Linked DNA regions of Homo sapiens: regions 1 and 3 are each linked to region 2. A link is an interaction called in ENCODE POLR2A ChIA-PET data of the cell type or tissue named here. Cell type or tissue: PC-9. All regions are shown on one strand. Each heading gives the region's core, and the rest is flanking DNA. Links, peaks and the distances in the headings are about the cores only. Region 1 overlaps ABCD3 (ATP binding cassette subfamily D member 3). Region 2 has its middle 56 kb from the start of GCLM. Region 3 overlaps ABCA4 (ATP binding cassette subfamily A member 4).

Evidence for each region. Peaks named below come from ENCODE experiments on the same cell type or tissue, not always from the same donor. Only the 100,000 strongest peaks of a DNase experiment are listed, where the experiment ranks them.
Region 1: POLR2A ChIA-PET joins it to region 2 with 16 read pairs; 2 of 35 experiments call an interaction of 5 or more read pairs at or near these places.
Region 3: POLR2A ChIA-PET joins it to region 2 with 15 read pairs; 6 of 35 experiments call an interaction of 5 or more read pairs at or near these places.

What each region holds. Positions count from the first base shown.
Region 1 is chr1:94,490,651-94,501,550 of GRCh38, reverse strand. It overlaps ABCD3 (ATP binding cassette subfamily D member 3), which reads right to left. Exons shown (of 23, transcript NM_002858.4): 16 at 10,304-10,367; 17 at 2,872-2,949; 18 at 2,703-2,768; 19 at 2,517-2,606; 20 at 1,937-2,056. Among named protein-coding and RNA genes, the nearest start is that of F3, 46 kb to the left of the region's middle. In PC-9, for the core only: no CTCF peak of the experiment used is centred there; no DNase peak of the experiment used is centred there.
Region 2 is chr1:93,960,100-93,970,999 of GRCh38, reverse strand. No RefSeq gene overlaps it. Among named protein-coding and RNA genes, the nearest start is that of GCLM, 56 kb to the right of the region's middle. In PC-9, for the core only: a CTCF peak has its summit at 6,612; DNase peaks (open chromatin) are centred at 4,859, 5,989 and 7,179; H3K4me3 peaks cover 2,986 bases; H3K27ac peaks cover 5,000 bases.
Region 3 is chr1:94,022,717-94,029,621 of GRCh38, reverse strand. ABCA4 (ATP binding cassette subfamily A member 4) reads left to right here. Exons shown (of 50, transcript NM_000350.3): 30 at 1-177; 31 at 4,574-4,668; 32 at 6,204-6,236. Among named protein-coding and RNA genes, the nearest start is that of ABCA4, 95 kb to the left of the region's middle. In PC-9, for the core only: CTCF peaks have their summits at 3,345 and 3,548 (motif pointing left); a DNase peak (open chromatin) is centred at 3,541; H3K27ac peaks cover 37 bases.

The sequences.
Region 1 (10,900 bases), core at 2,295-7,294, 530 kb before region 2:
CTACTTTGGTAATTTTCAATCCTACCAAAAAACTGAAAGGACAGTAAAATGAATACACATATATAATCTTTACCTAATTTCACCAACGTTAGTATTTGTAGCGTTAGCCTTCTCCTTTCCACCCTCTGAAACAAAACAACAGGCTCTCTTTTACACATCACATTCAATTCTCTAGACAATGGCTTGGCCATGCTCCAGTTATATATGCAGTGGTGTCACAGGTGAGCTTTCCCCATTTCCCAAACGCCTCTATTATGGATCATGTGTTTTTTTTTTTTTTTTTTTCTTTTGAGACAGAGTCTTGCTCTGTTGCCCTGGCTAGAGTGTAGTGGCATGATCTTGGCTCACTGCAGCCTATGCCTCCCGGGTTGAAGTGATTCTCCCGCCTCAGCCCCCCACTGCTCTGGGCACGCCTTTGAATTCCTAATCTTCAAATCAAAATTATCCCTCCTGTACTTTTATACCACACACACACTGTTCCTTGGTTTAAGTACATTCATTATTCATTCTCTGAGTTTCCGTCGTGTCCATTTCTGAACCACATCCTTCCATTTTCTCTGAAGACATAGTACAGAAATTTAAAGTTATTTTGCAGCTCTTTTTTGCAGTTATTTCTATAGTCATCTTCTAAATTGACTCTAGAAATGCCTAATCATTTCAAATTTTCACTCCTTCAGCCTAATTTCCATTTTGAATATAGCTATTATCTCTCTCATTTATGATTTACTCTTCACACTAGATTCATCTCACGTTATAGCACTAGCCAGGCAAGTCACACTATTAGGTTAATATTAACCTCATGTAGAGTGGGTATGATTTTGGGAAAAACAACTTGCAAAATCAGGGACTCGGAGGTAACAAAAAGGTGGAATATAACCTGAATATAATGGGTCAGAAATTCTGCCATAAGCCAATTTCTTTTGCTTTCTTTCCTTAGCTACAGTTTTCTCTAATCTCCATACTCTGCAGGGGGAGAGGAGAATCTCTTGCTTGGATCTATTCAAACTATGAAATATATAGTTAAAAAATGACTCTTTATGAAGTTGCCCCTCTTGACAAGGTACCCAAACTACCGTTCTTTTTAAATTTTTATTTATTTATTTATTTTTAGAGAGACGATCTCCTTCTATCGCCCAGCCTGGAGTGCCACGGTGTGTGATCACAGCCCAATGCAGCCTCAAACTCCTGGGCTCAAGCAATCTTTCCGCCTCCCAGTAGCTAGGACTATAGGTGTGTGCCACTACGCCCAGATAATTTTTAAATTTTTTTTTGTAGAGAAAGGGTCTTGCTATGTTGCCCAGGCTGGTCTCATTCTTACTACGTAGTGTTTAGCGCATATTTTTGGTTTGAGACAAGTTTAGTCATCATAACAATTAAAGTAGTTTCTTTCAAATGCTTGTTTATATTAGGAAAACTTAAAAATTCTAAGTAACTTTAAGTAGTAGATACTGAACCTTGAAACAAAAACATACATATAATAGTGGAGGAAAAGGGCAAGAACAGAATAAAGATAAAATTTGAATGGATCGTTTCTAATACCTTCAGCTATTTCAGAAAGAATAGCCTGAGTGATACAAAAGAGATGTCTATAGGGAAGAGACATGAGAAGAAATTTCATAACCCAGCCAGGATTACCTTATATCCCAGGAATAATGAGCTACAGAGTTTCTCTGAACTTTTAGAAAAATGGATTATTGGTATATAGTCGGATCTGCAGCTTTTCCTTTCATAGATACTGGCAGGGTATTTATGAATTTTTCAGAATTCCAAATTTACATGCAAGTTAAAGATTTTCAAGCACTTTTATGATAATTTAAACTAATCCATACTGAAACAGCTGCTGAATAAAAAAATATAAGATGAAACTTTGTGTCCTGATTAATCAAAATGCTGGAACCAGTTGCATTCTTGTGCAACTTCTTCACAGTATACTTACCGCCATTCTTTGCTTTTCTCCACCACTGAGTACGTCCATCCAATCCTGAACACTGTCCCAGCCTCCTTCACGTTCAAGGATATGACCCAACTGGACATTGTCTAAGTATTCCTTCAGTACCTTTCAGCAAAATGATTAAAGATGAAATTAAACTTAATATAAGCCAACATTCTTAATAGTGGTTTATTTTTTAAACTGGAATCACTATAATTCTATTGTCTGTACCACTTAAAAGATACATTTCAGAAAAGAATGTGGCACAAGGTAGCCCTGAACCTTTCAGCTCCTAGTATCTACACCAAACTTGACAAAATATGTCTAGTAGCTTAAAGAGAATAACACTATTGTACACAGTAAAAGGATGATGGCAATGAGAAAACAAACAATGGTGTAAAGGTTAAGATTAAACTCTTTTTAAGCCAAGGGATTAACATCTTACCTCAGCTTAGAAAATCACAATTTACAGCTTTGGAAGGCTTTACAGCTTAAGATAAACTACCTGGCATTTAAAATACTTAATTGATTAAAATAAATAATCTGGAGTATTTTCAGTGGATCTAGGATATAAACATTCCCTTACTAGGTCAGAAATTCCCTTCCTTTTCTGATCTTCTCGTCCATCTGGATATATCACTTGATCTCGAAGTGTTCCAAGGGTCATGTAAGGTCTCTGACAGTAGTAGAGCAAAAGTCAATTAGAAGCAACATGAAAAAATAAATAAACAAAAAGATCTTTAGATCAAAGATAACTCAAGCTAGGTCTTACCTGAGGAACATAAAATAATTTTCCTCTTTCAGGTTTAGTTAGACGTCCTCCAAAAAGAGGCCATAACTATTAAAGAGAGAGAAGGGAGAAGAACAATTGTAAAATTTACAAAGTGGTAGACAGTATGGCAAAATAAGACTGCAAAATTTTGAGGCCAACTTGTACTTACTTCACCAAGAACACGGAAAAGTGAACTCTTTCCGCAGCCATTTGGACCACAAATTAGAACATTAGCCCCAGATCGAACCTGAAAAAAAAAAAAAAATCAGTCTGTGAAGTAATTAAATCAAATTAACATATACTTAATCAACATTTCCTTAGACTCAAATATTAATAGCTCCTGGCTAATTATAAGCCTTCTATTTGTCTGTAAATGTAGCATTAGGTAGAGCAGTGAAGAGGTATTGTGAAGGGACCTTTTACTTTGTTTACTTCCAATTTTTACCATTACTTTTTTTTCACTTAAAAAATTATTATTGCTGGGTACTGTGGCTCACACCCATAATCTCAGCATTTTGGGAGGCTAAGGCAGGAGGATCGCTTGAAACTGGGAGTTTGAGACTAACCTGGGAAATAAAACAAGACCCTCATCTCTACAAAAAATAAAAATAAAAAATTAAGCAGGTGTGGTGGTGCACACCTGTAGCCCCAGCTACTTGGGAGGCTGAGGTGGGAGGATTGCTTGAGTCCAGCAGTTTAAGGATGCAGTGAGCTATGATGTCACCTAGGCTGACAGAACAAGACCCCATCTATATACATGTATAAATAAATAAATTTACTGACTGATTGATATCATCAACTTAAGATAAAGAGAGATAAAGTTTAGAAAACTGAGAATTCTTGAAAACAATAAATACATGCGTATACACAGTCTCTTTTAAAAAAATGAAAACGTACTCTATAGACTGTTCTACAACTTGCTTTTATTATTTAACAATATATCACAGATATTCTTCCAGGTCAGTATATTCAGATTCCCCCATTCCTTTCCTTTAATGCCTCAAGCATCTTCCATAGTAAGGATATACTATAACTTATTTAAACACTCCCCTTTGGTTAAATATTTAGGTCATCTGCATTTTGTTTTGCTCTTCTAGATAATATTGCAATGAGTGTACAAGTCAGCAACTTATGTAACAGTAAGCAATGTTTCTGTAGATTCCATTCTTAGAAATTATAAGTGTTTTATCAAAATATATGTGCACTATAAATATATACAAGTGTCACTAAATTATTCTGCAACAACATAAAGATAAATGAGAAAATGTAAAGAGTGGTTAAGTTCTAGGCTTATGATCTTGTAAGTATCTGATCAACTCTGTAAAGAATCAGAAAATCTTAGCTATAATTCTAGCTTACAACACTAAACACCAATGCAACACAATAGGAAAGAAAATATCAGAAAGATATGAGTTACCCTAGCTGGTAACCTGCCTTTAACAAATTTGTTAAGCTGGTGAGCCTTCTGTTCCTATTATTTAATTCAATGAATATTTATTGAATGCTCTCTGTCAGGCTCTGTTCTAGGCAAGTAGGCCATATTAATGAATTAAAGAGACAAAAAATGAAAACAAAAAACCAAAAACCTCTACCCTTACTGGTTTACATTCTAGTGGTAAGAGACATACAATAAAGAATATACATAACATATAAGTTAAATAGTATATTAGAAAATAAGTACTTTGGAGGAAAAAACAGACAAAGGGAACTTGGGAGCGGGTGAGGAAAGCCGCATTTTTAAGGTGGTCAGAGCAGACTTTATTGAATATGACAACTAAGTAAAACTTTGAAAGAAGGGGTGAATTAGGATTTAACTAAAAGAAGACTGTTCTAGCCCCCACCTTTACCACCCATAAAAAGCTGGTACAGCCTGGCCAACATGGTAAAACCCTGTCTCTACTAAAGATACAAAAATTAGCTGGATGCAGTGGCGGGCACCTGTAATCCCAGCTACTCAGGAGGCTGAGGCATGAGAATTGCTTGAACCCGAGAGGCAGAGGTTGCAGTGAGCCAAGATCGTGCCACTGCACTCCAACCTGGGCGACAGAGCAAGGCTCCGTCTCAAAAAAAAAAAAAAAATTTGCTGGTACAAAGGCACTGAAGCAGGAATGTAGCTATCCTATTCAAAAAAAAAAAAAAAAAAAAAAAAAAAAACAGAAACAAGGCTGATTTTACTGAAGAATGAACAGGAAAGAAGAATAGTAGGAAATGAGATCAGAGATGTATCAGGTAGGGGTAGGGTAGTGGCAGGCATTGAAAGAACTTCGACTTTTACTGTGACAAAATGGAGAGCCATCAGCATTGTTCACAATAGCCAAAAGGTGGAAGCAAGGAAGCGACCCAAGAGGATGAATGGATAAACAAAATGTGACACACACACACACACACACACACACAATGAAATGGCATTCAACCTTTAAAATGAATGAAACTCTGACACATGCTACAATACAGATGAACCTTGAAAACATTATGCTAAATGAAATAAGCCAGCCACAAAAGGACAAATGCTGTATGACTTCACTTATATGTGATTCCTAGAGCAGTCAAATTCATAGACAGACAGCATGAGAGGTTACCAGGGGCAAGGGAGAGGAAGGAAGGAGAGTTACTGTTTAATGAGTACAGAGTTTCTATTTGGGATGATGGAAAAGTTCTGGAAATGGATAGTGGTGGTGGCTGCATAACACTGTAAATGTACTTAATGCCACTAAATTATACACTTAGAAATGGTTAAAAAGCCAAATTTCATTTTTACATTTTAAAAACTTCTTAAAGAAAAAAGAATGAAGCAGCCTAACACATAGTTGATCTAAAAGAAAATAACAATTTACACACATAATTGTTAAAGAGTCGTTCAGATGAATAAACTTTTTTCTGATAAAGAATCATTTTGATAGACTTCTTTTTAAATAACACAATTTCCTTATCACATAAAATTGAATATACTGAATGTTCCTCATAAAGCAAGGTTATCATATAAAATAATCATACTCTACTGTAACAGCGATGCCCTTAGAAGGTCCTAAAGTTCAGTGAGCTGGTAATTAAATGGTTCCCTGCTACGTTTTATTTGAGTAATGTTGGCCGTATATAAATTCTCCCCTCCTAACTGCTCTTTGTGGTTTACAATGGCATCAATATTCCTGCCTCCAATAATACCCTTCCACATTATTTGTTGCAGTATGCCAGGAAACCCCAAAAACAGATTTGTAATGATGTATATAAATAATAACCAGACTTACTGAAATCCTGAGTTATCCTTTTATGCTCTAAATCAAGCCTGGCTAACCTACTCAGCATTCACTTTTCTTTACTTCACGGCATTTGGTAGTGTTGAACAAAACTTCCAATTATGACGTCAGCCATGATAAGCCAGTGATAATTTTTCTGTATTAAAAATTTATTAAGTACATATTTTTGTGGGGTTAAATTAAGACTAAAAGCCAAGAGTAACATTTACTGAAAATTAAGTTCTTAACAGCATTGTATTATTGGGGCTCTCAGAATGCTTTACCGGATCAACCAATGCTTTGAACTACCATATTCTTACCAATAAAAATATACCCCCCAAATAATACTCCTTGATAAATCCTACTTTCTATAAATTTATCATAACAAATAAAAAATTCTACACATAAATTTAAGTAAAAGAAAAATTATATAAAAGTATGGTGTTTATGAAGATTAATTAGTTTCTTTAAACACTATAAGTATACCTTACTGAAAAGGTAAAAATCTTAGTAACTTACAAAGTACTTGTTTTTGGAGACAGGATCTCACTCTGTAGCCCAGACTGGAGTATAGTGGTGCGATCTCCGCTCACTGCAACCTCTGCCTCACTGGCACAAGCGATCCTCCCACCTCAGCCGCCTGCGTAACCAGGACCAAAGGTGTGCACCACCACACCTAGCTAATTTTTTTGTATTTTTCACAGAGACGGGGTTTTGCCATGTTGCCCAGGCTGGCCTCAAACTCCTGAGCTCAAGCAATCCGCCCACCTTGGACAAAGTACTATTTTAATCCCCACATGGTAACCTGCAAGCTGTTACCTCTTAGGATCTCTCCAGTCTACATACTTCCCAGAATAATATCTAGACAGATAAATATGTCTGTACTGGGGAGTTTATAATGGAAAATGGTATAAAATCTCTTATTCCAAAGAAGTTTTTATTATTTGGTTACAAATGTAACCCAAAAGGCAAATGAATCATAAAGTAGGAAAGATTTATTTGAGGGGCCAAGTCTGTTTTATTATGCCTCTTTCCAAGAGAAAGAAATCTTTATTTTCAAGTAAGCCAGATGAGTAGAAAATAATTAGAGGCTGCAAAGAACTGAAGAACATTTGTTGATTATAGAAAGGCTATGTTAAGAAAAACAATAAAAAGACATAATGAATGTGAGAAACCCAGGTCTACTTTAGAATACTTTAAGTCAGAAAGAGATTAGAATTCATAACAGTGAACCAAAAAGAAGTCAGAGAAACAGTTCCCAGGGGAGGAGAAAACAAGAATCACAGGATAAACACCAGGAAGTAAGGAACATGGTTATGAAGTAAAACACTCCAACAAGTAAGGACATAAGTGGGGACTCAAGACTTTCCAAATGAAACCCAAAAAAGAGAAAGAATTAAAGACATTTTTTTCCCTTTGTCACTTTTCAACATAATGAGTATCATAATAAACTCATTAATTTAAACATTTTGATGTATTTTAATACAGGGTAGTTATTGTTCTTTTTTTAATTTTATTATTATTATACTTTAAGTTTTAGGGTACATGTGCACAATGTGCAGGTTAGTTACATATGTATACATGTGACATGCTGGTGTGCTGCACCCATTAACTTGTCATTTAGCATTAGGTATATCTCCTAATGCTATCCCTCCCCCAGGACCCCACCCCACAACAGTCCCCAGAGTGTGATGTTCCCCTTCCTGTGTCCATGTGTTCTCATTGTTCAATTCCCACCTATGAGTGAGAATATGCGGTGTTTGGTTTTTTGTCCTTGCGATAGTTTACTGAGAATGATGATTTCCAATTTCATCCATGTCCCTACAAAGGACATGAACTCATCATTTTTTTATGGCTGCATAGTATTCCATGGTGTATATGTGCCACATTTTCTTTATCCAGTCTATCATTGTTGGACATTTGGGTTGGTTCCAAGTCTTTGCTATTGTGAATAGTGCCGCAATAAACATACGTGTGCATGTGTCTTTATAGCAGCATGATTTATAGTCCTTTGGGTATATACCCAGTAATGGGATGGCTGGGTCAAATGGTATTTCTAGTTCTAGATCCCTGAGGAATCCCCACACTGACTTCCACAATGGTTGAACTAGTTTACAGTCCCACCAACAGTGTAAAAGTGTTCCTATTTCTCCACATCCTCTCCAGCACCTGTTGTTTCCTGACTTTTTAATGATTGCCATTCTAACTGGTGTGAGATGTTATCTCACTGTGGTTTTGATTTGCATTTCTCTGATGGCCAGTGATGGTGAGCATTGTTTCATGTGTTTTTTGGCTGCATAAATGTCTTCTTTTGAGAAGTGTCTGTTCATGTCCTTCGCCCACTTTTTGATGGGGTTGTTTTTTTCTTGTAAATTTGTTTGAGTTCATTGTAGATTCTGGATATTAGCCCTTTGTCAGATGAGTAGGTTGCGAAAATTTTCTCCCATTTTGTAGGCTGCCTGTTCACTCTGATGGTAGTTTCTTTTGCTGTGCAGAAGCTCTTTAGTTTAATTAGATCCCATTTGTCAATTTTGGCTTTTGTTGCCATTGCTTTTGGTGTTTTAGACATGAAGTCCTTGCCCATGCCTATGTCCTGAATGGTAATGCCTAGGTTTTCTTCTAGGACATTTTTAAGACTATAAAAGTGAAATTATAGAAACGACAGAAGTCTATTCAATACAAACATAAGGGCTTTAAAAGAAAAGGCTTTGAACTAAAAAGAAAGTGACAGCTTTAGTGTGGTAACATCAAGACAAAATATTATTATGGACCATAATCATGATCCATCTATTCTAAGTATCCCAACCCCCTTTCTCATTGTGCTTCAGTCATGTGTGCCCCTATATTATTGGTATATTTTATTTCTGCATAAAGACAGAAGTGAGGGTAAGTAGGAGAAAGGGACAAGAGGCATTCTTCAACGAAGTCTCACGTCCTTTTTATCCTTGGACAGTGGCAATAAAGGGGCTACTGGAAATCAAGCCTGGCTACCTACTTTGCCAAAGGAACATTCAAGTGACTGAAGTACCTGGAGCTATGTGAGAAAACACTTCTGTGATATGTGGAGCCAGTCAATATTTACCAACTACATTTACATTTTCTGTACTTCTTGTATTTCCTGGCTTTGGAATAAATATGATAACGATAGAATACTCATTGTTGAATAAGTTCAAAGTACTTTGCATAACTAACAATTTTCATTTTTATAATTCATTGAGAAGAAAGTAGACATGTGCTTAATATAAATTACTAAGAGCAGAAAACTGAAGACTTACTTAAGACTGTAACAAATTAAAAACAAGTCCAATAATTATATTCTTTATTTTATAAACTATCAGACAATATTCCTTCAAAGAAAGCAGTAGGAAAAAAATCCCCACATGAAACACAAACTACAGATGGCCATGCACATTAGCATGTGGAGAGGAATTCTAGAGCTGTGCTGTCCAATACCATAGCCACTACTCACATGTGGCTATTTAATTTTAAATCATATTAATTAAATTAAATTTTAAATTCAGTTTTGCAGCTGTACTAGTCACATTTCACATGCTCAATATCTACACATGGTTATTTTACTGGACAGTGAAAGTATAGAGCATTTCCATCATTGCAGAAAGTTCTACGGGAAAGTGTTGTTCTAGAGGAATGGTGTCTAGAATGGGGAACATAGCCTATGTGATAGGAATTTGTTACTAATTATGAAGATTTCTGGATCTGAACCATTCATAAAGCCACAACATAGAGAAAACCTAAATAGTAACCCTTAAATCTGCGAGTCTTACAAATCGTACAAAAACATTCATCTTTTGTCTTTTCTTTTTAATTTGGTCTGCCATATCCCATTTCATTAGCAGAGTATATTGAATCAACATCAGTTTTCACTTGGCATGGGATTTTACTTGTTTTAGGTGAGTGTCTATTTGTAGCGCTACTGTGCGGCTCTTCCCGTTTTCATCAGTAATAAAACAGTCTGTATTTTGTTTTTATAGGTACAAATCATCCTGTACAGTCACAACAATACCAGCCACACCATAAGTTTCTTTTTAATGTAAAGAGACTAAAATTATATTTGTGTGTTTAAATACTCATTTTACACTGGAGACTCCAATTTACTATATTTTCTATGACTTTCTTGACATAAACTTCATTTGCAAAAAGTTTTTTGGTAGTAGTATTTGAAATTTTGAAGTCCTGTCAATTAAGAAAAATAGATTTCTAAGCGTTTCAAAGACTTACTTTTTAAAGCAATTCTGTGGATTCAGAGACTAAGTCGAGCCTTAAAGTTACTTTAAATATTCAGGTAATCTTTTTCAGTTCACATTTTAAAGATGATTTAAGCTTTTATATGATCATTTAAAAACTTACTTCAAAATTAAGGTCTCGGATCAAAACATCTCCATTTGGCGTTGCTAAAGGAACATGATCAAACCTATAGAGGAAATTTTTAAAAAGAGAATTACTTTAAAGTATATAAGGAACTAATACAACTCAATACCAAAAATACAAATAACCTGATTAAAAAATGGGCAAAGAGCTTAAACACTTCTTAAAAGAAGAAATTCAGATGGCCAACAGGCATACGAAAAGGTGCTCAACATCTCAGTCATCAGGAAAATGCAAATCAAAACCACAATGAGACATCACCTCTCACCTGTTAGGATGACTATTATCAAAGAGACAAACGGTAAGTGTTGGCAAAGATGTGGAGAAAGGAAACCTTGTACATTGTTGGTGGGACTACAAATAGTACAGCTATTATGGAAAACAATATGGATGTTCCTCAAAAAATTAAAATTAGGACTACCGTATGATCTAGCAATCCCACTTCTGGGAACATTTCCAAAGGAAATAAAATCAGTATCTCAAAGAGAATCTTCCTCCCATGTTCACTCCAGCATTATTTACAATAGTCCATATATGGAAACTGCCTAAATGTCTTTCAACTGATGAGAGGATAAAGAA
Region 2 (10,900 bases), core at 3,201-8,200:
TCCCTTCACAAAAATATATGGTAATTCCAAATTCTAAGCATAAGATTATAATATGAGCAGCAGAATATGGTGGGTAAAACGCCATGTAAGAAGTCAGAAGATCTGATTCTCATGAATCCTCTGTACTGACCTTGGGCAATTCCTTCATCTGTAAAAGGAGGAGTTGAAGTAAATGATCAAATATCTTCTAAAGTCACCCTCAGTTCTAAGGCTCTCTAGATGCTGTTGTACTATTTACTTCAAGGCAACTGTAGCACAGCTGTCTGAAGAATGTACATGCTTTGATGAGCTCGAGGATCTCTTAGAAGCTTTTTCTAAGAAATAAATGAGTGCAGTATCTCAAGAAGATAAACATCCAGCTCTATGAAAGGAGGAAGAAAAAATAAATGTCTTCAGGGCTGGCCTCACAGATCCCATTTCTAATGGGATTTCTTCTATGCCTATTACTGTGTAGACTGAATGTTTGTGTCCCCTCCCCCCACCCCCAAATTCACATGTTGAAATTCTATTGCCAGTATGATGGTATTAAGAGGTAGGACCTTTGGTGGGTGATTAGGTCATTAGGGCTAATCTGGGACTAGTGCCCCTATAAAAAAGACCCTGGAGAGCTCCCTCACTCCTTTCGTCATGTAAGGACTCAGTGGTAAGATGGCTGTTCATGAACCAGAAAGTGAGCCCTCACCGGACATCAAATCTGTTAGCACCTTGATCTTGAACTTCCCAGCGTCTAGAACTGTGAGTAATAAATGTATGTTGTATATAAGTCACTCAGTCTACGGAATTTTGTTATAGTAGCCCAAACAACACCTATCTAAAGTTCTGTTTGTCCTCAGCTCACCTAGCACATGAAATGACCACAACATAATATGGCTATTCTGGATTTGTGCTCAGTTCTTTATTTTTATCCCGCCTCAAGTTAACTCTGAACCTGATCCAGAGGTACTGCTGGTATTTTCCTGATGCCAATCAACCAAAATAGAGCCCAACTCATTATTAGAATAGGAATAATGAATCACAGCAATTTGTTTCAACCATACACTTAATTTCTTATCATACCCTTTGTATATTTTCTATTAATGATTCTATTCTGCACCAAGCACAGTACAATCATGCATTGCTTAACGATGGGGATATATTTTGCAAAACGCATCATTAGGCGATTTTGTTGTCATGTGAACATCATACAGTGCACTTACCCAAACCTAAATGGACTAGCCTACTACATACCTAGGCTATACGGTATAGCCTATTACTCCTAGGCTACAAACCTGTATAGTGTGTTACTGTACTGAATACTGTGTAGAAAATTGTAACACAATGGTAAATACTTCCATATCTAAACATCAAAAATACATTTTAAAATGGTATGCCTGTATAGGGCACTTACCATAAACAGAGCTTGCAGGACTGGAAGTTGCCCTTGGTGAGTCAGTGAGTGAGTGGTGAGTGAATGTGAAGGCCTAGGACATTACTGAATACTACTGTAGACTTCATAAGCACTGTACACTTAGGTGACACTAAATTTATTCAGAAACTATTTCTCTTTAATAACAAATTAACGGTTTTACTTTATAAACTTTAACATTTTTTAAACTTTTTGGTTCTCTTGTAATAACACTTAGCTTTAAACACAAATTGTATAGCAATAACAAAATTATTCTCTTTCTTTATATCCTTATTCTATAAGCTTTTTACTGCTTTTTAAATTCTTTATTTTTTCTCTCTTTAAATGTTTTGGTTAAAAACTAAGACACAAACACACATATTAGCCTAGGCAAACACAGCATCAGGGTCATCAATGCCACCTTCTTCCACCTCCACATCTTGTCCCACTGGGAAGTCTCCAGGGGCAATCACACTCATGGAGCTGTCATTTCCTACCACAGCAATGCCTTCTCCTGGAATTCCTCCTGAAGGACCTGCCTAAGGCTGTTGATGGAAATGTAGTTATGTGGCACACAACTATACTTGAGTTTTTGCCTAAAACTAAATTAGCTCTCACCTGAAACACATTTAAAATTGCTACACATTTGCCACTCCTGCCCACCTATCCCCCAGCCCCTTTACTCTGCTCTGCTTTTTCCCCATAGCACTTATCGCCTTCCAATATGTCAAAGAACTTATGTCTATTTTTTATTGGGAGTTTTCTCCCACCAGACTGTAGGTTCTACAAGGACAGATATCTTACTGTGGTATAATAAAAAATACATATCTGGTATTTCTCCCTGCATCCTGGCAGAGAGCTCCTAAAACCCTTGAAATTTTCTGAGTGATGGAAGTGTCTTTTTGTTATTCCTAATAAACCTCTTTTGAACAAACCTGACTTTTTGCTAATGAGGTGACTCATCGTGGACCCCCATATAGCTTCAGGATGGGGGCTGGTTGCCAAAGGAACCAACCATGTTATTAGAGAGCTGGAACTTTCAGCCCTTCTCCCAACCTCTGAGAGGGAAGAAGAGCTGGAAATTTAGTTCAATCACCAATAGCCAGTGATTTAATTAATCATGCATATGTAATGAAACTCCATATAAAAGCCCTAAACAATGGGGCTTGGGGAGCTTCCAGATTTAACACTTCCATATGATGAGAATATACCCCAATTTCACCAGGACAGAGGCCCCTGCACTCCAGACCCTTCCAGACCTCAGTCTATGTACCTCCTCATCTGGTTGTTCATTTATATCCTTATAATAAACTAGGATCATATGTTCCTGAGTCCTGTAAGTTGTTCTAACCAATTATTGAACCTGGTGCTGGGGAGGTTGTGGGAACTCTAGATTTTGCAGTCTGCCAGGCAGAAGTGTGGGTAGCCTGTAGACACCATTTGCAGCTGGCATCTAAAGTTGGGGGTGGGGGGTGCATTCTTATAGGACTGAGCCTTAACCTGTGTGGTCTGCACTAACTCCGGGTAGTTAATGCCAAAATTGAATAGAATTGCAGGACACCCGGTTGGTGTCAGAGAATCAAATTAGTTGTTACTGGAAAAACAACACATCCTCCTAGAAAACTGCCTAGTACACAGTAGGCACTCAACTAATATTTGCCGGATGAATGGATGGATGTCACCTCCCCTACAGACTGCCATTAAAGTTCTCATTCTGATCATCATCTTCCTGGACACCCCATTTCCTTGCTAATGGTTTCCTAGCAACTCAATAAATAAGTATTTTTGATGCCCACACAGGCATCAAATACGTATTTTTGATGCCAGGCACTGAGGTACAATCACTAAGGAAGGTAGCCAGGAGGCATGGAGGATGCCATCCGATGCCATGCAGCTTAGTGCAGCTCAGAACTCCAGGATTCCTTGCCTACCCCACCAGGGCGGGGCAAGGCCTTGTGAACAGGAGAGTCCTGGCCCTCTTTGAAACTCAATCTTCATGGTTCACAGGCATCCTTCAGCCTCTCCCTGCATGCAGCAATAATGCAACCCTGAACACATCCCTCTGAACTTCTGAAGCCTGAACTAAATTGCAAGGGAAAGACCGGCCCTGACAACACAAGGTACAAGAGTTATTTTCAGCAGGAAACAGAGCTGGCCAAGAGCGCAGTCATCTGTGTTTTCAGCAATTGAGCCCTCCCTCCCCCACCTGCTGCCAGGGTATCCACAGCTAAAAGCCAGCTCAGTCCATCTGTGGCTTTGAGCTTCTACATCTAACACTATAGGGAATTTTAAAGAAATTCCACTTACCCCACAACATCCACAAAAATAAATTCCAAATGGATAAAAGAGATTAATGTAAATATGAAGCTCCTATATTACTAGAAGATAATATTGTAATCTGGAATAGAAGAGGCCATTCCAAACAGAATACAAAACACAGAGGTTATAAAGGGAAATTTAGGCCTATTTGCCTAACTAAAATTTTGAAAATGTTTAAGAACAAAAGTTTCCACTAACAATGTCAAAGACAAACTGATACAAGTGTCTTCAGTATAGATAAATAGAAGGTTAATAATCATAATACATAAAAGGCTTCTACAAATTAAACTCTTTGAAGATGAAGGACAGGAGAGAAGAGAGTTTTATTTGAAAGAGTGGGCAGAGGCAAAGAAAGGGGAAAAGAACAGTGAGAGAGAGAATAGCCTCTTCCCATCCACTCGATCCCCAGGCTGATTTTGAGGCCACCTACAAGAGGCATTAGCAGCAGAAGCTGATGGGGACTACTCAGTCGAGAACTCATGAGATGCAGGATCTGAGCAGAGCAGACTGGGGACCCAGATGACAAAGGACACTGGCACACATTGAGCAGACTGTCCTCTCCCACCTCTGCCTGGACACCATCATCCCATCTATGCCAACCAAGGACTGGAGACTCAGGAGGCACCTGGAGACAGCACCTACGACGTGGACTTTGGTGTCTGGCTCCCATGAACTTCTCCAAGCTTCTGTGAGCAGCAGACACACAAGGGTGGGAGCAAACGTGGGAGAAGAGAAACAGAGAGGTTGCCATATGGACTACAAGCACCAGACAGGCTTATGGACACATGTAAGGCACCCTTTGGGGGACTTCTGGAAAGAACTGGGGGACACTTTGAGGGTCCTGAGGGCTTGTTTTTGCTTGGGTGAAAGATACTGCAACAGGAAATGTCTGGACCTACATATATATGCATTTCTTTTAAAGTTTGGAAGGATAATGGTTGGGAGGGACAGGACTGTAAGGGGAGGCAGGAAATTCCACTTTCTATTGTATAAAATTCTGGAATGTTTCTTTTTTATAAGGAATATACATGTACATAAAACTTTAGTAATAATAACTTACAATAAGATAGTCCCATTTAGAAAAAAATACACAGGATATGGCACTGGCTTTCAAGGATTGAGCTCTTCTCCTCACCGTTGCTGGTGACAACATGAGTCCACAATGACATCATCTAGTGCATGCCAATACCTGTGACAGGGAATAAAGCACAGAGCTGCAGGAGGCACAGGAGCTTCCCTGGGTCCAGTTTCCAGAACAGAATCATGACCAAGGTCAAAAGCTGGCTTGGTGGCCAGCGTGGAGTGCCAGGGTTACCTGTTAACCCTGGCATAGAGCCCCTGAACTTGTTCTGCCTCCAGAGCTCTTAGAAGTTTTTCTTAGAAGTTCTTCTTTTGTGGGCTGACACCATGGGATAAAAAGGGTTTCTCTCTCATAAATGCTTAGGTTACAGGAGAGAGATGGAACTGAAGTCTCACACCCTACTGCTCCCATGAAAATGTCCAGTGTCTCCACTGAGACATGTGTGACCTGGCCCTGCTTTCCTCTCCAGCCTCATGTCCCATCCCTTGTGACTCTCTGCAGAGGGCAATAATACAATTGGGAATAGAAGAATGAGCCAAGGGGCTGGTGTGGTGGGAGGGGATCCAGATTAGAGAGGTGACAGTTTGGGGAATAGTATGTGCCTGCTACAAGAGTCCTCCCTGAACACCCCTGGGTTAGACACCATCAGCTCTGCTCCTGGACCACCCAGGGTCATCTGTGGAAACATTACTACTTTGTGGAATGTTTGACTCGTTATATGTCTATAGCCCCTACCAGACTGTGCGCATTTTTGCCAGCATGGGCAGTAGCATTTGTCACAGTTGCCTCTGGTTCTGGGCAAAAGGTTCAATAAACAGTTGCTGAATGAGAAAGTTGCTGGTCTGGCCTAACCTTTCAGGCACTCTCATGTCAGGCACAGAGCATTCTGGGCTGGGCTCTCACTTGCTCACCTGTAAGCTCCACACAGTTCTAGGGTACAGATGGTGGCAAAACTCCAACAAATAGCCACACTGGCCCAAATATCTCTTCCTGGAAGAGAAACCTCAACACACAAAAAGAATTAAATGCCGACGGAGGTCACTGAGGCCGCAGACCCCTCACCCAGAGTTCTCAATGTGCTGATTCACCAGGAGCAAACAGGAGCCCTAAGGCCTGGCAGAGGAGAGGATGGTGCACCAGAAATGGGAGTTCTAGCTCTGACTCCACCCCAGAGCCTGTAAAGGTCTGGGTTTGGTGCTGGCTATGATCCTGGGAGTAGGAAGGTAAGAGAAAAGCTGGCCAATCTGAAAAGCACATAGGCTGGGCTACACCCAACCTTGACCTCAGCTCTGGAGACAGCCCAACCCAAATCCTCCCACCTAAAACAAACTCGCCTTGCATCATACATTCATATTGTGAGTCACAGGGCAAAAATCCCCTGAAGACCCTTGTGGTTGGTGCTTTTTACAAACAAGGATATCTATATTGGGCAGCTAGCTACCTTTCCTTTGACAGGAAAGAGACATGCCTCCCCACACCTCATTTCCCACAGTACAGATCTTGTCTGGACCTTATTTTTGCCAAGACCAGGCAATAACCAGCCCTGTGGTGCTGTGCTGTGTCACCAGCCTCAGCCTCCCTCCCCAACACTTGAACTCTGGAGGCAAACCCATGCCCCTTTCCTAAGATGCTGGAGTTGAGAGGCTGCCAACTATGTTATAAGGAAGATGGGAGCAATCTATTCCCACTGAGCTAACTGAGGTAGTGGGAAAGGAGAGGGTTTGTTGAGATTTTTCCTCTATTCTATTAAATGCACAGGCTTTGGCATCAGTCAGACCTGGGTTCAAGTCCCAGCTCCGCCACTTTCTAATTATTTGACTTTGGGCCAGTCACCAACCTCTCTGAATCTCGGTTTGAATCTATAGAGTGCAGATAGGACTAACATCCACCTTGAAGGGTTGCTATGAGGACTATGTGAAGCAATAACTGTCATACACGCAGCATGGCACCTGCATAGTGCACAGTAAGAGCTTAGCAAATGTTAACAACTGTTCACAGCCGGGAAATTTTGGGCCCAGAACAATAGGGCTTATGTTTTTTTTTTTTTAATTTCCCCATGAACCATTGTAATTGAGCTTATATCAAGACCAAATCCTAATCCCACACACAGAATTCATGTCTTGTCGTGTCACCCATCTACTACCCCATAGTTCCAGCTACTTTGGATTAAACAACTGAGAGCTCAGAAGTGTACAAATAAAAATCCACAAGCAAAGACTGGCCTGTCTCTGACCGTAATGGCAAATACAAAGCCCAAGAATCCCCACAGCTCAGATCTGCTGTTTCTTTCTGCCCTGGCAGTAAGCTCAGAAATCTGGCAGCTGAAATTCAAGTTACTCACTTTGAGCGTGCAATACCTCTGCCTCAGTGTTTTTGCTTATTCATGGTGAGAAGGGTTACTTTTTAACCTTATTTAAAAAAAAAAAAAATCTCTGCAGCCAGCAGTGGGAGGACTGAGTACCAGGAAGCTGGAAGCGCCTTCAGGACGCGTGATAATAGACGTCACCTGTTGGAGAGGCTGGTCCCGGGTCCCCCTGCCAGTTTTGGGCCAATAAACCCTACTGTTCTGTTTGGGTTGGCTTCGATTTCTGGCATTTTACAAATCTAAAGGATTCAGATGAGGCGGGCAATAGGGTGAGTAAAGACTACAACCCCAAATGTAAGTTAGGGTCCTTAGCCAAACTTTCCCTGACTTGGTTAACAAATAAGCCAGTGATTAAGCACATTCTATTCTGTAGCCCAGAGAGGATCCTCCCCATTACCCAGCCACATAAACTCTAGAATAGTAACTTCAGCCCCAATTCAACATCACTTTGTTTGTGTTTGCTGCATGTGGTGGATGGCAAGCCCACCTCCAACTCCAAAGCCACTGCTGGGACACCATCAGGACCCAGAGCAAAGGAAGGTGGGGCCCTGTTCTGTGGGACTGGCCCACAGGGATTGGTGTATGCCTGGCACTGTGCCTACCACTTTACCTGCATTTCTTCAGTTAATCCTTATAACAACCCCATGCCGCAGAAACTGTTATTCATGTCCCCTTTACCTATGGGAAATGGATAGCTCAGAGAGGTTAAGTGGCATGTCCAAAAAATCGTCAGAAGCAGACCTTAAACTCCACAATCTGATGTCAGATAACACCACCTTTACCATCAGAAGGGGATGCAAAGACAGGAAGAAGAATGTTCCAGATTGAAGGAACAGCACTTGCAAAACCATGAAGTTACAAGTTAGAAAGACTGTGGCATTTCCAAAAATTGGGAGATTAGTGAGCAGTGGAGTTACTTGGGAAGGCTCAATGGGAGAGGGAGAAGGATTGGGAGGGACCCAGGGGAAAGGGAAGCGGAAGAGGCAAGAAACCCAAGTGCAGTTAAGGAGTCTGGCATGTTCAGGAAACAGCGAAAGACCAAGCACAGACTTGGTTACAGCAAAATGTGCTGACATCCCTGCTGTAATATATCTATTCTCTAAACTAAAGCCTATCTGAACATGTATGAATGAGTGCTGTTAAGGACACCTGTGAATTGTGGCAGCTCTCATCAATGCCTCAGGACCAGAACTCAGGCTACCATCCTCAGGGAGGCATGGTGTCCTACCTGTGGTTCTCTCAGCCAACCTCTGCTGACATTCTATTCCCTTCCACACCAGGGGCATTGCAAATGTGGGTGGCTCATGATAGCTTCCTCTAGACAAGCTCTTTAGACTCAAAATCCTTTTACAAAAGAAGTTGCTCTTTATTTGTGCTTTGGGAATTCCATTGTTCAGATGGCAAGTTTAACTTCTTCTCTCTTTGGCACTGAGAAAAAAAAATGTTTTTGTTTTTAATAGGCTTCTACAAATCAAATACTTAATATTTCTCTTAAAATTGAGGTTATCTGGGTGACTAGTTCAAGAGACATTCCAGGTTGTCCTGACACAACCAGAGAGGCTGGTCACTGTCCGGCTGAGACACCAGCTCCTTGTCCGGGAAAGTTAAGCACACTGGAGCCAGCCCCCAACCCCCAGGCAGCATGGGTCTCTCCCTCCTCCCAGGTCCTCAAGCCTCCTAAAATCTCTGCCTCTGACCTCATATCATAACTTTCTGTGACCAAGCCACCACACAGAAAGTTCCTGGAGGTGAGGGTCACGCTTCATCTACTCTTCCAACAAGTATACACTAATGCCTTCTAAGTGCCAAGCAAATTGTTAGGCCTGGAAAACACTGCCAGCAAGGCTGTTCTGGTACTGGAAATGCCAGGATGCCAAGAGTACATGAACATTTATGAGTATGCACTCTGGAGCTAGACTCCCCTGCTCCAACACTGGCTAGCTAAGTGACCCTAGGCAAGTCACTTAACTTCTACGCAACTTCGTTTCCACTCTATCTAATGGTGATAATAACAGGGCCTACCTTATCATGATGAGAGGATAAAATGAATCCAAATAGGTAAAGTACATCTATGGTTAGTACTCAGTAAGCTCTATGTACAAGGGTAAGCACAAGATGTTTTAGGAGACCACAAGAGGGTTGCATAACTCAGACTTGGGAGGGCTTCCCAGAGGATTCGCACTCTAAACAGGGACTTTAGAAATCAGTTAACCATCGGAAGGGGATGCAAGGACAGGAAGAAGAATGTTCCAGATTGAAGGAACAGTACTTGCAAAACCATGAAGGCAAGAGTCCATGCTTTCTTTGATGAGTTTGCTTCATTTAAAAAAAATAAAACAAACAGCAATTCAGTCACTAATAACAGTTATTACAAAGTTTGTACTGTGCCTTCTATCCTTGAACTATTAGTGTACAAACTGCAAAGAATGCAGATTTAGGTCACAGAGAGCAAGTCTGAACTAAATCCATCTTTGAAGGCTCTACCAGCAAGGTCAAAATGGCTCACAGTTCTCTTTTTATTTTCAACAGGAAACAAACATTTATGAACCCCAAATGTTAGGTTAATTTAATGGCTTCTTAGAAGATGTTTGGTCTGAGGATTTTGGAAGAGAAAACACAGTGTAGTCTTTGTTTTTTACTCCTCACCACAGCACATTGCTTGTGGGAGGCACCCAATAAATTCTTTTTCCTTTTATACTCAAATGCACTGCATTTTAGTTTTCATACTAGTTTTTTAACAAATGCTTTTTAAATGATGTATGTTCAAATGAATCCTGCCAATGCCCAGAACTTCTCTTCCCACTCACCTCACAAAAGGCAAGCCTAGGCCTGCCTCCAGCCTCTTAGAGTAGCAGCTTATCTCCAAGATGACATCCCCACAGAGCTGAGTTTTATGATCAGCTATCAAATCTCAGCATAAACTGAGAGCAAAGATTGGAAAGACAATAAAAATAGAAACGAGGCCAAGCATGCTGGCTCACACCTGCAATGCCAGTGCTTGGGGAGGCTGAGGTGGGAGGGCCTCTTGAGCCCAGGAGTTCAAGGCCGTGGTGAGCTAGAATCACATCATGGCACTCCAGCCTGGGTGACAGAGCAAGACCCTGTCTCTAAAAACAAACAAACAAGCAAGTCAGGTTTTACATGCCAAGCCAGTTCAGAGAAGCAGTGGGACCTATGATTAAATTTCGATTTTAAGAAAACTAAAGGGGAAGGAATTTTCCCAGCAAGCAATAATCCTTTTCAGAAGACTAGCAAAGCCTGTTCTTTATTAATGAATGAGGAACTGTGGTTCCTGAGATAATAGGAGGAAAGGGATTTTATAATTCATCAAAGCCAGGGATTTTCAAACACCTTTTGAAAGCTTTGTTCAAAATAAATATTACCAAGATATGTAAATAAAACACACCATGACAGAACTATTCTGGTTGAACGCAGGGACTAGGCCCCAATATTGTTGCCTTCTAACCCCAGAACATATCTAAAACTACTAATTTTAGTCTAATAACCACTCTTCCCTTTTACAGATGGAAAACCTGAAGCTGAGAAAAAAATAGATGACTTCTCCAAGGTCACACAACTAATTGCTAACAGAGCCAGTGTAAGTTCCTAGGTCTACTTACTCCAAATTCAATGACATGTAGATGGTATGAGAAATACACTTACTGATGTGGAAGGGGTGGATGATGGAAAGTAGATGGGACATGAGAGGAAGAGGGTCACCCTGTTGAATACACACAGAAACAGGGCAGGA
Region 3 (6,905 bases), core at 758-5,757, 61 kb before region 2:
TGTGGCAACTCAACACCCTGGAAGACTCCTTCTGTGTCCCCAAACATCACCCAGCTGTTCCAGAAGCAGAAATGGACACAGGTCAACCCTTCACCATCCTGCAGGTGCAGCACCAGGGAGAAGCTCACCATGCTGCCAGAGTGCCCCGAGGGTGCCGGGGGCCTCCCGCCCCCCCAGGTACCTGACCTCCAAACAACGGGGCCCCAGGTCTGCCTGCCACAGAGGGACTAGGGGAGTCCCTGGTATCTCCTGAGTCTCTCACAAACTAACATTTCAAACTGGCAGTTGAGTAGGGGACTAAACCAAACTCCCTGCACCCTCTGGGAGGGGCTCCCCACAGGGCGCTGTGGCTGCCAACTGGAGGAAGCCACTCACCAAAAGCTTCATTTTCCACCAGATACTTCCTATTTGATCTAGTAGAAAAAATGTGTTTAAGCACTAAAAAAAATTAAGTCATATGTGCTCATTATAGAAAAATTAGAAAACACAGGTAAGTCAGAAGGAAAAAAAATCATCGCTTGGATATAAACACAGATAATGTTTGGTTTGCAGCCACCCAAACAGATTATATTCCAAATATTGTCTTAAAATCTGATTTACTGCATAATTTACTAGGAACATGCATCCATGTCAATAAATAGACATCTGCATCACTTTTAATATCTGTATATTATCCCATTGTTTGAATTTCTTTTTTTTTTTTTTTTTTTTTTTTGAGACAGAGTCTCTCTCTGTCACCCAGGTTGGAGTGCAGCGGTGTGATCTCGGCTCACTGCAACCTCTGCCTCCCAGGTTCAATTCTTGTGCCTCAGCCCCCCCGAGTAGTGGGGATTACAGGCATGCACCATCATGCCCGCCTAATTTTTTTGGTAGTTTTAGTACAGATGGGGTTTTACCATGTTGGCCAGGCTGGTGTTGAACTCCTGGCCTCAAGTGATCTACCCACTTCTGCCTACCAGAGTGCTAGGATTACAAGCGTCAGCCACTGCTCCTGGCCTAAAGTTACTTTAAATTAACTGATCTCCCATTATTCGCCACTTAGGTTTTTTAGTTTTCACCATTATAAGCAATGCTATGATGTACATTCAAATGGAAATGTGTTTACACACTTATTAACAGTCTTAATTAAGAAGCTCTCCATGTGCTGTGTCTCTAACATCTGCAGGTATGTACACAAATACATGCACAGCCAGCATCCATCTTTTGCAGGGACATTAATGATCTTGGCTCTGAGCAGCACCCTGTCCTGGGAGTTCTAAAGTCCAGAACAGATTACAGTGAGCATCTCCTGGGGGATTTAGAGACATCAAAGAAGGCTGTGTCCGTGGTTGATAATGGGCCTCCCAGCTGACTTGCCAGGGCTGGGCCTTAGACAGCCCTGTCCAATGATTTGTCAATGAATAAACTGTTCCCAAACAGGCTATGCAGTTCAGTGGGAAAGCACAGGTATGGGACACGGAGAGCCCCAGGTGGACTACTTGACCTCTCTGAGCCTTAATTTTATCACCTGTGAATTGGGAATAACTGCTTATTTCATAATATTATTATGAGGATTTAATGAAATCATGTGGGCAAGGAATTATTTAGAATTAGATTCAACTCAAGTGATGACAACCCCAAACTAACAGCAGATAAAACAAGACACAACTTGTTTCTCACTCATCTAAAAGTCTACGTGGGTGGTGCACGATGTTCTATTCTCTTTCTCCTCCACACTAAACAGGCCTCAGCCTCATCAGCCAATAAGGCAGGAGCTGCCTTCCAGGCAGCGGAATGGAAGAAGGATGAAGCAAAACAGAGGGCAGAGTGTGCACATGTGCTATGTTTAGGGAAGGTTTTCTGAAGTTCCCACATAGTACTTCCACTTACAAACCCAACAAAAAAGGCTATGGCTAAGGCAGCAGGGAGGAGCAAATAATGGGAGCAACTAGATTTTGCCACAGCACCTATCACAGTCTGGTTTATAAATGGTTCTAGGCCAAGAACACCCGATCCCTGCTCTTTTTTATATTCTAAAGCATGTATCTTTATATTTCTCAAGCAATATTTTCTCTCTTTGAATCACAGCTCATCTGCTGCATCATAGGGATCCCAAAAGAAGGACCCAAGGAACTTGTCTCAGTCCTCTGTGCCCCAAGAGGAAGCTTTGCTTGTTTGCTTTGCTGTCAATGCTGAGGGCTCCTGTGGCTGCCTCCACTCAAAACCCTCCAGCATCAGGACGTCAAGGCTGTGATACTGTACCCTGAGCTCTTGGCCAGGGCGAGGGAGGGGAGGCCAAGCCTACCTACATGGTGTTTCATTTCCTAAACGAACCCTTACTTCCACGCGGTCTGTCCAGCTTAGAAACTTATTTTCAGTAGTGTTGGTCCTTGGTCCCTGGACAAAATGTAACAGCCAAAGTCCTAGAAAAAGGCAAGCCAGTTCCTGCCATTTTCTTTCACTTCTGCATTTCCTCACTATTATACGTGCCTTCCATTGGAGCAAAACTGAATGCCACGCATATGCACAGGAGCTGTGCGCGCTCTGTCTCTCTCACTCACTCTTTTTCTCTCTCTCTCTTTCTCTCTCAATCTCTCTGTCTCTATCTATCTCTTACTCTTTATCTCTCACTCTCTCACTCTTTCTCACTCTTTCTCTCAATCTCTTTCTCATTCTCTCTCTATCTTTCTCTCTCTCTCTCTTTCTCACACACACACACTCACAAACCCACACTCTTATTCACATCTGCTCACCCTAGCCACTCAAACACAATCCCTCATTCAGCCTGGAATAAGTCCAGAGGGCGTGGGCCTGATTCAGAGACAATCAGTTGTTCTCATCTGGGAAATGGGGCAATGTGGTCATCTCTAGGGACCCTCCCTGCTCTAACATTCTTTGAATGTGGTGGGTCCTGAGGTGGAAGCACTCTGTCCCTGACTTCTAGTATATGTGGAGATAGGGTTACACAAATATTTTATTGGGCAGAACTTTTATAAAACAATTTATCATAAGCTATCGCAGCCAGCAGCAATTTTTCCAACCTGGATTCCACCAGGGGAGCTTGGCCGGTGTCTGAGTGCCACTTTCAGCTTGAGAAGCAGGTGACTCAGTGAAAAGAGCAAGGAGGAGACAGAGGCAGATTCAGTTCCTAGGCCCTGGGCCACCCACCTGCAAGTTTGCAGCCCAGTCAGTGCAAGTCAGCTAACTGTTCTGAACCTCAGTTTCTCTGTCTGTAAATTAAGCTAAAAATTCTTCTTTCAAAGAGTGTCAGGATGAAGTGAGATCGTGTATGTAGGGCATTTAACATAGTGCCCGACACACAGGGAGCATTCGGTAGGTGCCAGCTCTCCTCCTGGCAGGAGAGAGAGAAACAAGGTGAAAAGAGTGAATTAAAGAAGAGGAAAGTCAAATGGGAAAACAGGGGGAGGAGATAGAAAGTGTATGAAAAGGAAAGAATGGTGCGCAATAACGGCGGTGTAATGCCACCAAAATCCCCTCAACTACTTCTGGGCAGCACCCTTGACAGAGTGAATGCTTTTATGAGAATGTAAGCGGAATGTGTTCCCAGATTTGCAGTAATATTGCCACCTGGTGGACAAACCCATGCACCTTTGAATTTTCCAAAATATTTCGATGAACTAGCTTCCAGTCCTAGATGTATTTTGAAAGTGATTTGTAAATTGTAAGGAACTATTCAAATTCTTTCATTAATGTCACAAATCAACTGTGTCATCTGTATGCCACCCACTATTCTGGGTGCTGGGGACACAACAGCTCACAAATCAGGCAAAGTCCCTGCTCTCACCAAAATGATATCCTACGGGGGATTACAGATACAAATACGTAAACAGATCCATCGGGAGGAAACTCTCAGATGGAAATGAGAGCTATGAAGATAACACAACAGTACATGACAATACAGAGTGACTGGAACCAGGAACATTTCTCCGAGGAATAAAATTTGAAGCGAGCCATGAGAGGGTCTACAGGTAGAGTTCCCAGGCAGAGTGAACAGCCAAGCACAAAGCTGCACCAGGAGAGAGAGGTGCTCGCCGAGAGACAGGGAGGGGAGTGTGGCAGGTGAGCTCAGAGAGGGGCAGGGCCACACACATCGGCCACATGGGCCTTGGTAGTGAGTCGAGATTTGATCCCAGGGTTTATTGGAGTGGATAAGTAAGCAAGGTGACTGAGGTGCTCGGGTTTACATTTTTATAGTTCAAGCTGGCTGCTGGGTGGAAAACGGAAGTTGGCAGACCAAGGACAGAATCAGGCAGACCCATGTGGAAGTTTCTCTAGTGGTCTAGGTGGTGGCTTGGGTAGCGTGGCAGTATTGGAGCTGGAGAAACGCAGATGGATTGGAGATTTGTTTTGGAGTGACGCCATTCTGTCTTGTCAATGGATTGGCGAAAAAAGAGGCATCAAAGATGAGTTACACATCATTGAAGTGAGAACTAGGGAGATGCCAGTACTTTATTTAGTATTTTCTCAGCAGCTCAATCCATAAATAATTTTTGGAAGACAACAAGCAGTTTCACAAACTACTTATAAGTCCTCAAGTTCCAAGGTAATTAACGTGGGTGTCTCATTGCCTCAGAGAACACAGCGCAGCACGGAAATTCTACAAGACCTGACGGACAGGAACATCTCCGACTTCTTGGTAAAAACGTATCCTGCTCTTATAAGAAGCAGGTAAGAAGAAATCCTTTTATGCTTTTTATCCTGGCTCCCTGTAGAAGATATTAACTAGGGACAGAAGATAATTTTCTCTCTCAATTTATGTATGATCAGGGCAGTAGATTTTTTTCTTTTTTATCTGATTTGAGGGCCCCATTCAACATAAAAAGCAATTGAGGCACATACAAGTAAAATGTAACTTAAGATTAATTCTTTTTTTGTTGTTTGTTTGTTTGTTTTTACATTTAGGGCAAGCAGTCTTAAATTTTAACCCACGTATTATTAAAAGTTATATCAGAAGACCATAGAAGTTATTCAAAAATGCAGCCACATATTTTAACTAGTTAAAAGAGAGAGTAAAAATTTGGAGGGAGGTGGAGGAGTATAGGGGAAAAGGTAGAAGAAAAAGAGAAAATAAGTAAGTGGCAAAAAAGAGAAAGGAAAAAGATAGGGTGGGAAAGAGGCAGCGGGACAGTGTCTGAGTCCAGCACACGCCAGGGCGAGCCAGGTCAACTGCAGCTGTCATATTCTAACTGTGAATTATCATCTTTGATCACTGCCCTTTGAGATGCCAATGAACTTTTCAAGAAATATCTAGTTCTCTTGGCTCTCCAGCTGTTCTTATCAGCCCCATCCAGGATGGAACAGCTTTGGCAGCCCGTATCAGAACAAGCAGCTTGACAGGGGCATGCCATGCCAGGAGAGAGGATCCTAAGGAAGCGTGGTCCAGTCCGCACAGGCTCTGGGGCTTTAAGATAAAACCTCCTGTCTAACTTTAGTAGGACTTTCTGTTGCTTCACCTGCCAGAGCCCTGAACGAGGGATAAATTGACTTAATTAACTAGAACACACTGCAAATGGTGAAAGCATTTAGCAAAACAAAGAATGCCATCCAAGCCCCAAAATAAAAGCAGAATAAATAGAATGCAATAAACAGCAACCATCCCAAACTGAGTTCTCAGCAGCAAATCTCCAGTATGAAATTTTGGATTTTGTGCGTGTGTGCTTAAAGGTGGATGACAATGACAGTTCATGGGATTGAGCTCTGGGGTCCAGAGTTGGCATCTGTTCATTTCCCATTTTGTCATTTTACCCTTGATTGACTGAATGTCAGTGCCTTAACTTTGGGCTGTGGAGTGAGTCGGAACTCCCCCGAGGTGTGCAGGTGGTTGTTAGAGTCTCATTTTTGCAGGGTGGAAGACAGGAGGGCTGCAGCCTTCATTCCACACTGACATGGTCATTGCCGTGTGTTCTGGGTCCAGATCAGGCATATTGACCTGACATATGACCTGACAACAGGACCACTCAGAAAGTCCAGCATGCGGGATATGATTTGGAGAGCCAGTGGGGGAAATCATAGGTCCTTTCTCTGCATGTGTATTCAGGCAATGTCCCAGGGCTGGGCGGCTTCCGCATTGCTTGGATATCGGAAAATGCAAAAATGCCCCTGAAGACTGAGACTTCAGTCTTCAAAATGAATGTTTGGGAAAGAAAGTTAACGGCACTGCTGTACTTGTGGTATTCATTGCATTATTTTATTTTGGCTTTCAGCTTAAAGAGCAAATTCTGGGTCAATGAACAGAGGTAAGAAACTATTTTTATCAGAATTAAAATCTCAGATTGATTCATTGTTGAAATAATTGCACACTTTTAAAAGGCACACCTCACAGCCATGAGGAGGGGCTGTTCTGTAGGTGCTCAGGAAGTCACAAGACACGTCCTGAAGAATATGTGGCTAGGGACATCCCAGACTCAGAAGACACTCAGTGGTGCCTCTTCTTGGAGGACATAAGTGGGGGTGGCATTCCCTGATGTGGCGTTTCAGAGCATTCTCACCCAAAAAAAGCTTCTAAAACCTCCAAGTATATAACAGTTTATAATACTCCAACAAGAGGGCCTTGTAGCCTAAACCCGGGACACTCCTTGGCCCATTCCTTTTAAGCTTCAGGGAGTGTGGGCCAGCCCCAGACTCACCCCATTCCTGAGGCATCCTGGAGGTTGAAATATTTCCAGAGGTTTAGAACCTCACCAAGTGGGACTCTAGGAGCCTGCTGCCTCCCAGCCTCCCTCAGGAACTGCACCTCCAGAACAGGTGCGGGGCTGACATGTATGTGCTTTCCTGGGCAGATTCTAGACCGTACACATGAAATCTGGCTTTCAGGATTGCTCTCCAGAGGGACCTGTGGGGCCTCGGCTGAGACAGAGAGTAGGAGTGAGGCAGTGATTCAAGGCCCTGAGAAAGAGCTCCTCCTC